Linked DNA regions of Homo sapiens: region 1 is linked to region 2. Evidence: chromatin loops called from intact Hi-C (ENCODE). Cell type or tissue: sigmoid colon. All regions are shown on one strand.

Region 1 (2,500 bases), 840 kb after region 2:
GAAGAAACACACCACTGGTCGTTCTTCTCTCTCTCTCTTTTTTTTTTTTTGAGACGGAGTCTCACTCTGTCGCCCAGTCTGGAGTGCAGTGAAACGATCTCGGCTCACTGCAACTTCCATCTCCCAGGTTCAAGCGATTCTTGTGCCTCAGCCTCCCAAGTAGCTGGGACTACAGGCATGCGACACCACACCCGGCTAATTTTTATATATTTAGTAGAGACGGGGTTTCTGCATGTTGGCCAGGCTGGTCTCGAACTCCTTGCCTCAAGTGATTCGCCTGCCTCGGCCTCCCAAAGTGCTGGCAATACAGATGTGAGCCACCGCGCCCGGCCCGTTCTTCTTACTTTTTTTTTTTTTTTTTTTTTTTTAATGAGACACAGTCTCCCTCTGTCACCAGGCTGAAATGCTGTGGCTCGATCTCTGCTCACGGCAACCTCTGACTCCCTGGTTCAAGCGATTCTCCTGCCTCAGCTTCCCAAGTAGCTGGTATTACAGGCATGCGCTAGCATGTCCAGCTAATTTTTGTATTTTTAATAGAGACGGGGTTTCACCATGTTAGCCAGGATGGTCTCGAACTCCTGACCTCGTGATCCGCCCACCTCGGCCTCGCAAAGTACTGGGATAACAGGCGTGAGCCACCGCGCCTGGCCTGGTTCTTCTTACTCTTAAAGACAGCTCAGACAGCAGCCCAAGAAGCCCCCCGCCCCGCCCCCCAAATCTCTTAGTTTGGGTAAAGCGCCCCGATTCCGTGTGGTCATGGCTTTATATTTGTCCCTCTTCCTGTTCAAATAACTTGTGCGCCTATATAGGGCCTGGCCCGCGGTGGAATGGACGCGGCTGCAGCTGGAATCGCATCACTCCCTCCTCCCCTCCCCCAGCACTGACATACGAGCCCCAGTGTCCTGAGGATGACTCCAAACAGCGTCGGACCTTCAAGTGGAACCTCAGGCTTGTTAAGGAGTGGCCTGGAACTGCACCAGATTTTAGGGGTGCCTGGGGAGGCTTAGAGATGGGAGACGCCCTGACTTGGTTCCTTTCCAGAACATTTGGGAACACTTGGCTTGGTTTCAGTCACCAAATGCGGACTCGCCCAGGGTGGACTTAGTTCTGAGGTGGCCTCTTGCTCCCTCTAGTGGTTTAGAAATCACTGCAGGCGGGTTAAAGACGGGTCTGGTTTTTCTCCGAGGAGGAATCCGCATTAACCATTTAGACATCTACTGCGCAGTGAAGTCAATTCATGACTACGTTTTTGAGCAATCCAATAATTAACCAAATGCACACACAATAAGGACTTTGGACCGTCTTGTGGATCCTTGGAGGACCTTGGGTTCATTTTACAATGCAAACCTAACAGGCTGTAAGTACCCAAGGGATAATTGAAAATATGCTTTAATCAAAGGCAATCACCCTGTCATTGTCAGCCTGTGAAACATTAGCTCGTGGAGCGGGATGAGAGCACGCAGTTCTCTTATCGCTCCAAGATAACTCCACCAGGATGACAGAAAAGCATCAGATTTGGAGATGTCACCAGTCTGGAGTCTCAGTTACATTCAAATTTCATGATAGCCTATCCTTGGGGAACTGAATTGTCTCTTTTGAACAAAGACAATTTCTTAGTTGAGTGAGTTCAGTCATTTTTTGATTCAATATCAGATCATTACAGTTCCTTTGGGACATAAAAACTATCGTTTCCAGAGGCAGAGGAGTGTACTTTGCTATGTTTGTACCTGCCCTACACACAAACTTCTTATGCAACATACATTTTCTGAATGACTTAAAAATAATAGCTGAATATGGCATCTTTCTTCAGAATTGCACGAAGCTTTAAATATCACCTACTGTGGGGTGCAGCGGCGCATGCCTGTAATCCCAGCACTGGTAAGGCTGTAATGGGAGAATTAGGCTTTGATTTTCGGAGTTTGAAACCAGCCTGGGCAACATAGGGAGACACTGTTTCAATTATAAATAAATAAATATCACCTCCTCAGAGAAGATTTCCTGAGGCAGCAGACCAGCTTGGGCTTCCCACAGTGACGATGGCCTCCCACAGCACTGGGTGACCACAGAGCACTAGTCACGCCTGCCATTTAATGAGGGCCTGGTTTGTTTTCCGTCTGTCTCCTCTGTCCAAAGCTGAGCTCCGTGGTTGGTTGTTTGTCCATGACAGCATGCCAGAGTCTAGCGCAGTGCCTGGTATAAGAGGTGCTGAATAAATATTTGTCAACTGATACAATCTAGGGGGGTAAATGCTGAGGAGACAGACAGCAGAGGAGAGCTGGTGCTGTTTTTTTTTTTTTTTTTTTTGAGACAGGGTCTCACTCTGTCACCCAGGCTGAAGTGCAGTGGTGCCATCTCGGCTCATTGCAACCTCCACTTCCCAGGCTCAAGCGATTCTCCTGCCTCAGGCTCCCAAACAGCTGGGATTGCAGGAGGTCACCACCACACCTGGCTAATTTTTGTATTTTTAGTAGAGACGGAGTTTCACCATGTTGGTCAGGCT
Region 2 (2,500 bases):
AATACAAAAATTGGCTGGGCATGGTGGTGCGTGCCTGTAATCCCAGCTACTTGGGAGGCTGAGGCAGAAGAATCGCTTGAGCCCAGGAGGTGGAGGTTGCAGTGAGCAGAGATCGCACCACTGTACTCCAGCTGGGCAACAGAGTGAGACTCCGCCTCAAATAAATAAACAAACAAACAAAAAACCTAGACAAACCTAGAGCTCCAGTTTGAACCATGGTATGTCATCTTTTCACTGGAAGATGTGCTTTCAGAAGCGGCCTGAACATTTGGTTTACCTATTAAAATAAAAACTGTACATACTTTATGATCTATCTTTGAGAAACAGACAAATCTGCAAGGAGCCGTGTGGATCTTCATTGTCATTTTTTGTTGTAGTTAAAAGTGTAAAGTCAAAAGCAATCTGGGTGTACATCAATGGAGAAATAGCCATATTCACTCTGTGATAGCCATACTATGCAATTTTATGAAGCACTTAAAATAGATATAGTTTGATTCATACTAAAATGAAAAAGAGCTCCAAGACACGGATGCTAAAAAAAAAGAAAAAAAAGGAAGTCGAAGGATGATACTATACTGTACTGTACTATTTAAGACTTGTCAATCTCAGGTTCTCCCACCAAAACAGCACAACACATGAAGTAAGTGTATAGGAAATTTCGGAATGATGAACTCCAAACAGGATATGCATCTGTAGCAAGGGCTACCTCCGGAGAGAAGGGTAGGGGAATGAGGCGGTCTTTGACCTTGACAGTAATTTATGGTTTTTAACAAGGAGAGTGCATTCTTCATCTATTAGTTTTGCTTTTGTTGGCTGTGAAAATTAATTTTTTGAGAAATAGTACTGATTGTGATTTCTTCTCTATTCAGTGAGGAAAGGGAGTGACAGGTAATGATTCTGTATCAAGGCTGATTAAAGAATAAAAGAAGGCCTTTCTGAAGATTAAAAAACAAATAAAAAGTTGAGAAGAAAGAGCACGAAGAGTAGAAGGGAACAATGGTGTACTCGCCAGCAATGGCAATACGGGTTATTAAAAAGAAGGGTGGGGGCGGGGAACCCTGGCCGACTCAGGACGCCACGGGAGGAAGCCACGCAAAATAGCAAACCGGGATCCTAGAGGGGCGGGGCCCACCTCAGCGCGCAGGCGCAACCAGGCCCAGGTGGCCGCCGCGGAAGCGAAGCCACCTATACGCGCCGCGCCGCTTGGGTCTCCTGCGCATGCGCAGACGGACCTGCGCTGGAGGCTTCATCTTTGCCGCCGCTGCCGTCGCCTTCCTGGGATTGGAGTCTCGAGCTTTCTTCGTTCGTTCGTCGGCGGGTTCGCGCCCTTCTCGCGCCTCGGGGCTGCGAGGCTGGGGAAGGGGTTGGAGGGGGCTGTTGATCGCCGCGTTTAAGTTGCGCTCGGGGCGGCCATGTCGGCCGGCGAGGTCGAGCGCCTAGTGTCGGAGCTGAGCGGCGGGACCGGAGGGGATGAGGAGGAAGAGTGGCTCTATGGCGGTACGAAACTTCCTGTCTCTGTCTCTCGGGTTCTCTCAGGCCTCCCCTCTTGGCCCTCAAACGGCCGGCGTCCCTGGCCTCTCGCGCCGCCGCTTCGGGCCTCTGGTTGGGAGTCCTGTCCGGCCTGACTTAGGCCGAGCGCGGCGTGCGCGTGCCCCCAGTCCCCGCGGCGGTCTCCCGCCTGGCCCACGCCCACCATGCGCATCCACCCCTGTGGCGGCCGGGCCGGGCTGGGGGGCTGTGACCGGTCCTGGCCCCCGGCTTCGCTGTGCTTTCCCCGAGGCGTCTCGATCGCCTAGCTGCTGCGCTCTTTACCCTTGTTTTTTTCTGTCGATTCTGAGGTGGTGGTTTTTGGTGTCTGTTTTTGCCCTGTGGCCTTAGGGTGCCCTTCCTGTCCCTTCTTTCAGAAACAGTCATTCTGTAATAATAGCTAAATAAAGTTAATGCTGTACAACTAACGTCTTGTTTCTTGATGGTCAGTTTGTATGGAATGCACCTGCAAGGGTACCTCCTTGTCTGAAAGTCGTGCTTTAAAAATAATTAATTAAGAGAGAGAGAGAGAAAGATGGCCCATAAAGAAAACTCTGAATGTCTCCTGTATTAAGGTGAAGTTATTCTTTTTTAAGAGACTACCGTTTAACCTACATCATGGAGGTATCTCATGACCCTTCGGCTTATAGTTTTCAGTGTCATCTCATGTATTTGTTTTTCTCAAAATAAATTTAATGCATCATGTACTTCTCTCTAGAAGGGTACTTGTTTGACATCTGGTTTTTAACTTTAAGTCACAATCCCTTCTTGCTTGTTAACACCAGATTTGAAAGTTAATGTTTGTTCCTTGCCTAAAACATATATTCTTGATTGTCTTTAGAATAGAATAGTAAAAGTGCACTTTGGGCACCATGCAGGTCCTTGATGATGTGACTTTGATAAACTTGTAAAAAAAAATCGTTTGGTGGCAAGATTTAGCATTAGTTACTACTCTTTGAAATGTGAATGTGTA

The links. A loop is a pair of places that touch in the nucleus more often than their neighbours do. Peaks named below come from ENCODE experiments on the same cell type or tissue, not always from the same donor. Only the 100,000 strongest peaks of a DNase experiment are listed, where the experiment ranks them.
Region 1: a loop joins it to region 2, with 4 times the contacts of the local background. A loop is called at or near these places in 3 of 110 quality-filtered maps.

What each region holds. Positions count from the first base shown.
Region 1 is chr4:54,216,856-54,219,355 of GRCh38, forward strand. No RefSeq gene overlaps it. Among named protein-coding and RNA genes, the nearest start is that of PDGFRA, 11 kb to the right of the region's middle. In sigmoid colon, CTCF peaks have their summits at 1,138 (motif pointing left) and 1,337; a DNase peak (open chromatin) is centred at 1,006; H3K4me3 peaks cover 580 bases; H3K27me3 peaks cover 924 bases.
Region 2 is chr4:53,376,427-53,378,926 of GRCh38, forward strand. FIP1L1 (factor interacting with PAPOLA and CPSF1) reads left to right here and starts at 1,215. Exons shown (of 18, transcript NM_030917.4): 1 at 1,215-1,497. The coding sequence starts at 1,413. It overlaps LOC105377654 (a long non-coding RNA gene), which reads right to left and starts at 1,314. Exons shown (of 3, transcript XR_007058118.1): 1 at 1,233-1,314. RefSeq lists enhancers at 933-1,481, 1,283-1,372, 1,423-1,542, 1,482-2,030 and a silencer at 1,703-1,792. In sigmoid colon, no CTCF peak of the experiment used is centred here; a DNase peak (open chromatin) is centred at 1,215; H3K4me3 peaks cover 1,903 bases; H3K27ac peaks cover 1,034 bases.